2 separate regions of the Homo sapiens genome follow, and region 1 is linked to region 2. Evidence: chromatin contacts called from ENCODE Hi-C or POLR2A ChIA-PET data. All regions are on one chromosome and are shown on one strand. Each heading gives the region's core, a stretch centred on a gene start or an enhancer-like site at or near the end of the contact. The rest is flanking DNA. Distances are from core to core; before and after follow the strand shown. Region 1 overlaps LINC02762 (long intergenic non-protein coding RNA 2762). Region 2 overlaps DLAT (dihydrolipoamide S-acetyltransferase).

Region 1 (5,251 bases), core at 27-2,526, 230 kb after region 2:
GTGGCTGGTGACAACAGATACTGGAGACAGCACAGTGGGTGGCTTGTCTCAGTTCCTGGAAGGGAGGCTTTGTCCTTCCCCTCCCCGGGCCCATGGCTCCCCAGGAATTTGTAACCCCAGGTAGCACTGGGCAGCCGTCCTGGAGCTTCAGCCTTGCTCACTGCTTTGGGTTTATCTTCCTTTTCTGATCCAAAGAGATATTCATACATATTTTTTTCAGCTCAACTATATCTTTTTTTTTTTTTTTAGAGACAAGTTCTCATTCTGTCCCAAGGCTGGAGTGCATTGGCACAATCATAGCTTACTGTAACCTTGAACTCTTGGGCTCAAGCGATCCTCCCTCCTCAGCTTCCCAAATAGCTAGGACTGCAGGTGCTTGCCACCACACCTGGCTATTTTTTTTTTTTTTTTTTTTTTTTTGTAGAGACGGGGCTTTGCTATGTTGCCTAGGCTGATCTCAAACTCCTGGCCTCAAGCAATCCTCCCACCTTGGCTTCCCAAAGCACTGGGATTACAGGTGTGAGCCACGGCAGTGGGCAGGAACTATATCTTTTGGTTTTCTCTTTTTATACTTTATGTACTATTGCAATGTGTTTGGAATAGCGGAGGTGCAACCAATCCAGATTCATTGTGCTATCTCGACCTAACAGGTGGTCTTTTGGTTGAGGGTGGGCACTTGGCTCTCAGGGATTGGCTCTGAAACCTCAGTGGTAAGGCGTCTTCCAGAGCAGCGGCGCCCCCTGGTGGCACGCGGTAGGATGGGCGGCAAAGAAGCACTCGGCGTGGGCGGGGCGGGTGGGGGTCGCAAGGCCACTTCTCTCCTTCCTGCAGGTTCTCAGAGATGGAAGGTGTCTTAGAGGCGGTGAGACCAACTGCCCACACAGTGTGGTCGCCCATCTATGCCACACCCAAAAATGGTCAGTGTCAGCTGGATCCACTCCACAATTTGGTCAGCTGTGTTTCCAAGGAGCCCTTCTTGTACTGAGTGGTTTCTCCTTGTAGCTCTCAGCCATGGGTCCTAGTTCCGCCATTTGAAGCCGCGCATAGCAAATGTGGCCCTTCTCCGTATTCTCTCAGATGTTTGAGGGCAGCATTAGACATTTCTTCTTCCGGCTCTCTTTCAGCCGGCCCCTCCAGACGATGGCCATTCCTGTTGCCTTGGTCCGCAGGAACGATGGGTTATGCATGAACTTTGTAGAACATGGCCTTGTCTTCACCAACGCGGAGGAGAGCCCGTTCGGTTCCAGAGAGGATGCTGCCTCATCTCGTCTCTAAAAGAGGAGGAAGGGGAGCAGGTCCCTTCACGTTCTCTGGTCTCAGCTGAGAACTCTCCCTGGAAGTAGCGGGCCGTGAAATGTTTCACAAGGTAGCATCTCCCTCTAGTGGCCACCATGGTCTATTTCAAGATGCTTTCCTCCCTTCCCCTGGCCCTCGCTTCTCAAGGTTTTTTTTTTTTTTTTTTTTCCCCCACCTCAAAAAGATCCACTGAGATGTGACAGGGTGAGCTGTAGATTGCAAAGTCCCCTATCTGGCCTTCTGACTAAAATGAACTGATTCTGCAATGGTGACTGGTGAGACAGAACTCAGATTCAATTTCTATGTTTCTCATGATTATCCTAAGCCAAAATTTGCAAATGGTTATACACATGTTAATTAGTATTATTCCCAGAAACTGTAAAATAATTGTTCTTCTTTTAGGTGGTTTCCTTATTGATTGGCTTTTTTTGTGTGTGTGACTTTCTCTGTCCATCTCTACTTGCTAATGGTTGAACTGAGGTGGTTTTTTTTTTTTTTTTTTTTTGAGACAGGGTCTCACTTTGTCATCCAGGCTGGAGTGCAGTGGTATGATCTTGGCTCATTGCAGCCTTGACCTCCTGGGATCCAGCGATCATCCCACCTCAGCCCCCAAAATAGCTGGGACTACAGGCATGTGCCACCACACCTGGGTAATTGTTTTGCATTTTTTGTAGAGATAGGGTTTCGCCATGTTGCCCAGGCTGGTCTGGAACTCCTGAACTCAAGCGATCTGCCCGCCTCGCCCTCCCAAAGTGCTGGGATTACAGGTGTGAGCCACCGTGCCCGGCCGGGTTCTTTAAGCGGCAATAACCAGATGCCTTCACACACCAGTACAAGTGAAGTTGGGGAGGTAGCTGGAAGGAGAAGGGAGCAACAAGGGAGCAAGAATGTCCACAGAGCCTGCATTTGGATCTGAGGTTACACTCCAGCAGGAGTCCTGGATCTTTGCTCTGGCTCTCCCCCAGTAAGGCGACCTGGCTTCTGTGAGCAGGTCCTCCATTCTCCGCTCGCCACTGGCAGCTCCCTTGCCTTGTTTTCTGCACCTGCCTCTTCCCTGCGCCACAGCTTCTGCTGATTCATAACTTTGGTTTACCCCTCACTCACTGTGGTCCCTTCAGCCTCTCTCCACTTGCTGCACTCCAGGACATTTCAGCCTTGGCTCCCGCCACCAACGGACTGATTTTCTTGACATTTTCCAGTTTTGCTTTCTGAGATAGAAATCTAATTGACACACCCTTCCCCTTTTTCAGGTGCTGGGCCACTTCAAAAGTCTCTAGCCAGCCAATGAATGAGCTGTTTGGGAGTCTGCTTCCTGTTGCAATTAGCTGGGCAGGGGAGAGTGTGCCATAAAACAGAACTGCCCTGCTGGGAAGTACCTGTGGCAGGGGATGAGGGCAGGCGGTTTCCTTTAAATGGGGATGTAGGTGCGGCACATTATAGAGCTATCCCATCTGGGAGCTCACATGTAGCAGCTGTGAGTTGGAACCCTTGTCTGGGAGCTGGGTGATTTGGTCTGCATTGAAGGGGGCTAGGAGCTCCCAACAGCATGGAAGTTTCAGGACATCTTGTGGTGGGATTCATCTTCTCCATTTGTCCTGCTGTGTTTCTCATTTTCATTGTATGATCAGTTTCAAGGAGAGGCACAAAGAATGGCTTGTGTGCCCCTGAGAGGGGCGTCATCAGGACTTACTTTGTGGACAGGTTGGTTGGGTGATGAGGTCCAATGTCATATTAAGGCAGAGGAACTAGGGAGTGGGGATGGCAGCCTACAGCTGGTTAACAGGGCAAATTTGGTTGAATTTGGAAAATGGTACCATTTCTTTCACACACCCCACTGACATCTTCTAGAAAACTGCTGTAGGAACTAGAAAAACCTGTGATGACCATGATGTGAAAGGAGCCCAACAGTGTTGTGCAATGCAAAACTTGCACCGCTGTTAGTAGCTGCCTTACCAGGATCAAGCTGCACACCACATCCATCTCAGCCTGCCTTGCATCTGCGAGTGTCCTGCAGAGATCTCAGGTGGCCACTCAATAGGAGTCCCTCACATGCCTTCCATTCAGAGGACACAGATGCATAGGTTTGGGGATATAGAAAACTTTGGGGGTAAAAGTGGGAGAAAATTAGCATTTCTTGAGTATTTATATATGCTAGGGGCTATGCTAACTATTTTACTTACATTGTTCATATTTTTGCATGAAAGCTGTGTTGTAACTATTACTACTTTCATTTTACAGCTAAGAAAACTAGGCACTGAGGTTCAGCTGCAGCTGCTGCTTTGGGCTGCACAAATTGCATATTTGTAATCAGGAAATGCTATTCACCTGTAATTCAAGTGACCATGTTGGTTACAAGGGGAGCCAGTATATCACTTGCCCAAGTCACATGGTGAAGGAGGAGCAGAGCTGGAATTCACACCCAGTCTGAATGACTCCAAAGCCCATGTTCTGTCTGCTACACAAGTCTTTTGAAGACCCCACAGGAGTAAAAAGTGACCAAACTTAGTTTTTTTTGTTTTTCTTTCTTAGAGAAAAGTTCCATTCCTGTATTCTCAAATCAAATGCAGAAAACATGGAATTTTATCCACAATGACAGCAACCTCTTAGAAGGAAAAGTGAGCATCTACTATGTGTGATACCTGTGACTGTCCCAGGTGTTGGGCTATAAATAAGACAAAGTCCAGCGAAGGCTACATGAGCTGGATTGTGACCAGAACAGCACCATTTGATGAAATTAATCTGGGAACTGGATTTAGTTTCCGAGTTAAAGGTTCTCCACCCCACAGAAATTTGGTTTTAGTTGGTCTGATGAGGGACTCAGCATTTCAATATTTCAAAGGTCCCTTGGTAATTCTAATGCACAGCTGGGATTGAAAGCCACAGATCTAGTCCAGCCCTTGATTGAGAAGCAGGTGTCAAGGTCACTCAGCTGGTTAGTGTAGCTGTTGAGTGTGGGCTGGTCCCTCATTGGATTTGCTGTTGTGCCTTGAAGGGCAGGGGAGGGGGATGCAAAAAGTGGGAAGAAAGAAGTGATTAAGCTGTTGGAACAAAGAGAAAGGCCCCATTTGTCTCTACTAGGTGATGTGGAGGGAGGCCCTGAGGACACTTTCTTATTCACTGGGAGTGCCCAGTACCTGCTCGGAACAACCAACTCATATTAAGTTGATTCTTAGAGGGTATTATCATCATAGTCATCCCTCAGTGTCCACAGGGGATTGATTCCAGGACATACTCCCTGCCTGCAGATACCAAAATCCACAGATGCTCAAGTCCCTGATATGAAATGGTGTGGTATTTGCATATAACCTACAATTCTCTCATATACTTTAAATCACCTCCAGACCACTTATAAAACCTGATGCAATGTAAAATGCTATGTAAATAGCTTTTTTAGTGGGTTTTTAATTTGTATTTTCTTTTTCTTTTTCGAGATAGAGTTTCACTCTTGTTGCCCAGGCTGGAGTGCAGTGGTGCGATCTTGGCTCACCGCAACCTCCGCCTCCCAGGTTCAAGCGATTCTCCTGCCTCAGCCTCCCTAGTAGCTGGGATTACAGACGTGCGCCACCACACCCAGCTAATTTTTGCATTTTTAGTAGAGACAGGGTTTCTCTATATTGGTCAGGCTGGTCTCAAACTCCCGACCCCAAGGTGATCCACCTGCCTTGGCCTCCCGAAGTGCTGGGATTACAGGCATGAGCCACCGTGCCTGGCCTGTGTTTTCTTATTGTTATATATATTTTTTGGTTTGTTTTGGAATATTTTCTATCTGCAGTTGGCTAAATCTTCAGATATGGAACCCCAGGATTGGAGGGCTGGCTGTCTTGTGAGCTGAAATCAGATGTGACTCCTGCCAGGAAATCGCCTGCTCTTGTTATTTGTTAGGGTGCGAGGCAAAGCTGTTGTAAGAAAAACATCCAAGAATACAGTGGTTTAAAAAATGTTGTGGATTACTTCT
Region 2 (5,849 bases), core at 3,003-5,502:
ACCCCCCTACAGGTCCTGGTGTGTGATGTTTCCCTCCCTGTGTCCATGTGTTCTCATTGTTCAACTCCCACTTACAAGTGAGAACATGCGGTGTTTGGTTTTCTGTTCCTGTGTTAGTTTGCTGAGAATGATGGTTTCCAGCTTCATCCATGTCCCTGCAAAGGACACAAACTCATCCTTTTTTTTATGGCTGCATAGTATTCCATGGTGTGTATGTGCCACATTTTCTTTATCCAGTCTATCATTGATGGGCATTTGGCTTGGTTCCAAGTCTTTGCTATTGGGAACAGTGCTGCAGTAAACATATGTGTGCATGTGTCTTTATAGTAGAATGGTTTATAATCCTTTGGGTCTATACCCAGTAATGGGATTTCTGGGTCAAATGGTATTTCTGGTTCTAGATCCTTGAGGAACCGCCACACTGTCTTCCACAATGGGTTGAACTAATTTACACTCCTACCAACAGTGTAAAAGCGTTCCTATTTCTCCACATTCCAGCATCTGTTGTTTCCTGACTTTTTAGTGATCGCCATTGTAACTGGCGTGAGATGGTAACTCACTGTGGTTTTGATTTGCATTTCTTTAATGACCAGTGATGATGAGCTTTTTTTCATGTTTGTTGGCCACATAAATGTCTTCTTTTGAGAAGTGTCTGTTCATATCCTTTGCCCACTTTTTGATGGGGTCATTTGTTTTTTTCTTGTAAATTTGTTTAAGTTCCTTATAGATTCTGGATATTAGCCCTTTGTTAGATGGATAGATTTCAAAAATTTTCTCCCATTCTGTAGGTTGCCTGTTCACTCTGATGATAGTTTCTTTTGCTGTGCAGAAGCTCTTTAGTTTAATTCGACCCCATTTGTCTATTTTGGCTTTTGTTGCCATTGCTTTTGTTGTTTTAGTCATGAAGTCTTTGCCCATGCCTGTGTCCTGAATGGTATTGCCTAGGTTTTCTTCTAGGGTTTTTATGGTTTTAGGTCTTACGTTTAAGTCTTTAATCCATCTTCAGTTATTTTTTGTATAAGGTGTAAGGAAGGAGTCCAGTTTCAGTTTTCTACATATGGCTAGCCAGTTTTCCCAACATCATTGATTAAATAGGGAATCCTTTCCCCATTGCTTGTTGTTGTCAGGTTTGTCAAAAATCAGATGGTTGTAAATGTGTGGCATTATGTCTGAGGCTTCTGTTCTGTTCCATTGGTCTATATATCTGTTTTGGTACCAGTACCATGCTGTTTTGGTTACTGTAGCCTTATAGTATAGTTTGAAGTCAGGTAGCATGATGCCTCCAGCTTTGTTCTTTTTGCTTAGGATTGTCTTGGCTATACGGGCCCTTTTTTGGTTCCATATGAAATTTAAAGTAGTTTTTTTCTAATTCTGTGAAGAAAGTCAATGGTTGCTTGATGAAGATAGCATTGAATTTATAAATTACTTTGGGCAGTATGTCCATTTTCACGATATTGATTCTTCCTATGCATGAGCATGGAATGCTTTTCCATTTGTTTTTGTGTCCTCTCTTATTTCCTTGAGCAGTGGTTTGTAGTTCTCCTTGAAGAGGTCCTTCACATCCCTTGTAAGTTGTATTCCTAGGTATTCTATTCTTTTTATAGCAATTGTGAATAGGAATTCACTCACAATTTGGCTCTCTGTTTGTCTGTTATTGGCGTGTAGGAATGCTTGTGATTTTTGCACATTGATTTTGTATCCTGAGACTTCACTGAAGTTGCTTATCAGCTTAAGGAGATTTTGGACTGAGATGATGGGGTTTTCTAACTATACAATCATGTCATCTACAAACAGACAATTTGACTTCCTCTTTTTCTATTTGAATACTCTTTATTTCTTTCTCTTGCCTGATTGCCCTGGCCAGAACTTCCAATACTATGCTGAATAGGAGTGGTGAGAGAGAGCATCCTTGTCATGTGCCAATTTTTGAGACTGAGTCTCACTCTGTTGCCCAGACTGGGGTGCAGTGGCGTGATCTTGGCTTACTGCAACCTCCACCTTCCAGGTTCAAGCAATTCTCGTCCCTCAGCCTCCCGAGTAGCTGGGATTACAGGTATGAGCCACCAGGCATGGCTAATTTTTGTATTTTTAGTAGGGACAGGATTTCACCATGTTGGCCAGGCTGGTCTCGAACTCTTGACCTCAAATGATCCACCCACCTTGGCCTCCCAAAGTGCTGGAATTACAGCCATGAGCCCCCATGCCTGGCCTATTTCCAGGTTCTTAATTCCATTCCATTAATCTCTGTATACCCTTAATGTCAGTACCACAGTCTTGATTACTTTAGCTTTGTAATAAGTTGTAAAATCAGGAAACGTGAGTCATCTTTGTTCTTTTTTCTCAAGATTTTTTTTTTTTTTTTTTTTTTTTTTTAAAGACAGAGTCTTGCTCTGTCACCCAGGCTAGAGTGCAGTGGCGTGATCTTGGCTCACTGCCAGCTCTGCCTCCCGGGTTCATGCCATTCTCCTGCCTCAGCCTCCCAAGTAGCTGGGACTACAGACGCCCACCACCATGCCCGGCTAATTTTTTGTATTTTTAGTAGAGACGGGGTTTCACCGTGTTAGCCAGAATCAAGATTGTTTTGTCTGAGTCCCTTGCAATTCTAAGTGAATTTTAGGATTAGCTTGTAAATTTCTGCATTGAAGCCAGTTGACATTTTGATAAGGATTGATTGGATGTATCTGCTGATCAGTTTGGCAAGTGTTGCCATCCGAAGAATATAGTCTTTTCATCCATGAACATGTAGATGCCCCTGTATTAGTTAGGTGTTCTTCAGTCTCTTTCAACAGTTTTTTTATAGTTTTTCAGAGTGTAAGTTTTGCACTCTAAATTTGCATTTGTTAAACTTATTTCTAGGTATTTTATTCTTTTTGATACTACTCTAAGTGGAATTGTTTTCTAGATTTCATTTTCAGATTGTTCATTGCTACTATATAAAGGTATGATTGATTTTTTTTTTTTTTTAAGACTAGTCAGGTATACTAGTGAGAAGGGCGGAAGAGTAGAAAAGAAGTTAGATTTATAATGGACTCTGAGCAATCAATTGAGATAACAATTCATTTTTCTATATTGATCTTTTTTTTCATATACCTGCTGAAATGGGATCTATATTGACCTTGTATCCTGCAAACTTGCTGAAGTCATTTATTAGTTCTTACAGTTTTTTAGTGTATTTCTTAGGTTTTTCTGTAAACAAGATAATGTTATCTGCAAATAGAGATAATTTTACTTTTTTCATTTTGACCTGTATGCCTTTTATTTCCTTTCTTGCCTAATTGCTCTGGCTGGCGCCTCTAGGCAATGTTGAATAGGTGTAGCAGAAGTGAACATCTTGTCTTGTTCTCGATCTTTGGGAGAATAAGTCTTTGGTCATTAAATAGTTGTGAGGTTTCCATAGATCAGGTTGAGCAAGTTCCCTCCTGTTCCCAGTTAGTAAGAGTGTTTTGATCATGAAAAGGGGTATTGAATTTTATCAAATGCTCTTTCTGTGTCTGTTGAGATGATTATGTGTTTTTTGTCCTGTATTCTGTTAGGACATTATTACATTAATGGATTTTCAGATGTTAATGGAAATTTGCATTCTTGGGATAAATCAGATTTGATCATGGTGAATGATCCTTTTTATATATTGCTGGATTTTATTTGCTAGCGTTTTGTTGAAGATTTTTACATCTATATTCATAAGATATTAGTGTGTACTTTTTTTTTTTTTTCTTCTAATGTCGTCTTTGGTTTTGGTATCAGGCTAATCCCGGCCTTACAGAATGTGTGGGGAAGTGTTTCTTGCTCTTCTTTGATTTTTCTTTGAAAGAATTTGTGAGGAATTGATATTAATTCTTCTTTAATATTTGGTAGAATACTGACGAAGCCATTTGGGTCTAAGCTTTTCTACATGGGTAGTTTTTAAATTACCAGTTCAATCTCTTTGTTAGTTATAGGTCTATTCAGAGTTTTTGTTTCTCCTTGGTTCAGTTTTGGTAGCTTGTGTCTGTATGGTTGTTCATAGTATTCCCTATAATTCTTTTTACTTCTGTAAGGTAGATAGTAATGTCCCCTATTTCACTCCTAATTTTAGAAATTCTAGTCTTCTCTCCTCTTCTTGGTCAGTCTAACTAAACATTTATCATTGTGGTTGTCATTTGATTGATCTTTTCAAAGAACCAAATTTTGTTATTGTTGAGATGAATGAAAATGATGACATAACATACTGTAACTTATGGGATTATGCTAAAGCAGTGCTTAGCAGGAAACAGCTGTAAGAGTCCGCATTTAAAAAGATGAAAGAACCAATGTTTGGTTTCATTTCTTTCTTTCCACCTCAGGATATTTGTATATTCTCTTTCTCTTCCTCCTTTTCTCACGATTATACAGTTTTACTCTTTGGTGAGAGAATTTAGAAACTACAGTTGTCCGGGGAGGGAAAGCATTAGGAAAAATAGCTGATGCATGTGAGGCCTAATACCTGGGTGATGGGTTGACAGGTGCAGCAAACCACCATGGCACATGTTTACCTATATAATAAACCTGGACATTCTGCACATGCACCCTGAAACTTAAAATTAAAATTAAAATTAAAAAAGAAGAAACTACAGTTCTTCTTGTCTTTCCAGATATTAGAAGGGAGAAGCAAAATTTCTGTCAATGACTTCATCATAAAAGCTTCAGCTTTGGCATGTTTAAAAGTTCCCGAAGCAAATTCTTCTTGGATGGACACAGTTATAAGACAGTAAGTATAACTGGGGAAGATATATATCCATCGGTAGTTTTCTTGTATTATTTAATGTGTGAGTGGAGTTGAGGGGATAAGGAGAAATGGAATACAGAGAGGCAGATGACTTACATAGGTCAAACAACTTGAAAACAACACAAAAATGTTTATGAGTTACTGCTTTTTACTTTTTTTTCTTACTGGCCCCAATTTTCAACCTTGTTTTTGTTTTTGTTTTTGTTGTTGTTGTTGATTTATTTTTTAAAGAGATAGGGTCTTGCTCTGTTGTCCAGGCTGGTCTTGAACTCTTGGGCTCAAGCAATTCTACAGCCTCGGCCTCCCAAAGTTCTGGGATTTCAGGTGTGAGCCACAGTGTCCAGCCTGCGATATTGCTGGATTTAGCTAGTAAAGGCTATAGATTCTTTGTATGAGTTCAGCAAAGGGAGATTAGTGAACAAATATGTGTAATTAAGTTGATAATGACTGTCACAAAGCAGGGTTAAACAGATGATTTTCATTCTCCTGAACTTTACGGGCAAAATTAGAACAGTAATTGTTAATAATACAATGGTATAGAGTAGTATGGTACTCAGTGTGTCTCTTTTATCTCATTCAATTCTCATGACTATCTTATGATTTAAGTGCTTTCACTTCCATTTCTAGATAAAGAAACAGACTCCGTGAGTTAAGTAACTTGCCCTGAGTTAATAAATTAGTGTTAGGACTGTGATTAGAACCAAGATTCTGACTCCTAAGCCTATTCGTTTCTTGCTGTGTAGATGCTTCTATGTTATTCTTATTCTGAAAGGAAAAAAACAAACTTTTTTCCTTTGTACTTTGCTGTCACACAGTCACAGCACCGCTTCTGTGACCAGATGAGTAGAGGCAGGGGTGGGGAGGGTTTCCCCACACACCAACCAAACAATTAATTCTGCAGTGATTTCCTCTAATTCAATTCAATTCAATTCTGGTGCTGTCTACCTGTAGATAGTGTCAGATCCCAAAGATTGAGGGCTCAGTCCTACAAGACTGCCCTCACTTCAGATGCCAGTCAAAAGTGTAGGCCACTCATACTTGTAACTGACTGGCTACAAACTTGTTGCTGTGACCTCTTCCTTGGGTTTGATTAACTTGCTAGGAC

The links. Hi-C counts contacts between places; a loop is a spot of excess contacts on that map. ChIA-PET counts read pairs that join two places held with the same protein, here RNA polymerase II (POLR2A). Pooled maps may share reads with other maps.
Region 1: a pooled map shows a loop between it and region 2 (2.6-fold over the local background). The contact joins two enhancer-like sites. A Hi-C loop is called at or near these places in 1 of 50 pooled maps. POLR2A ChIA-PET finds 5 or more read pairs at or near these places in 2 of 52 experiments (RWPE1 and activated T-cell).

The regions. Positions count from the first base shown.
Region 1 is chr11:112,279,360-112,284,610 of GRCh38, forward strand. The region is part of intron 1 of LINC02762 (long intergenic non-protein coding RNA 2762); the gene reads left to right. Among named protein-coding and RNA genes, the nearest start is that of LINC02762, 11 kb to the left of the region's middle. RefSeq lists an enhancer at 983-1,072. Within about 2 kb of position 1,277, at least 9 of the 41 ENCODE cell types and tissues checked have a DNase peak (open chromatin) inside an H3K27ac peak, as active enhancers do.
Region 2 is chr11:112,046,624-112,052,472 of GRCh38, forward strand. It overlaps DLAT (dihydrolipoamide S-acetyltransferase), which reads left to right. Exons shown (of 14, transcript NM_001931.5): 11 at 4,611-4,726. Among named protein-coding and RNA genes, the nearest start is that of DLAT, 24 kb to the left of the region's middle. Within about 2 kb of position 4,253, at least 4 of the 41 ENCODE cell types and tissues checked have a DNase peak (open chromatin) inside an H3K27ac peak, as active enhancers do.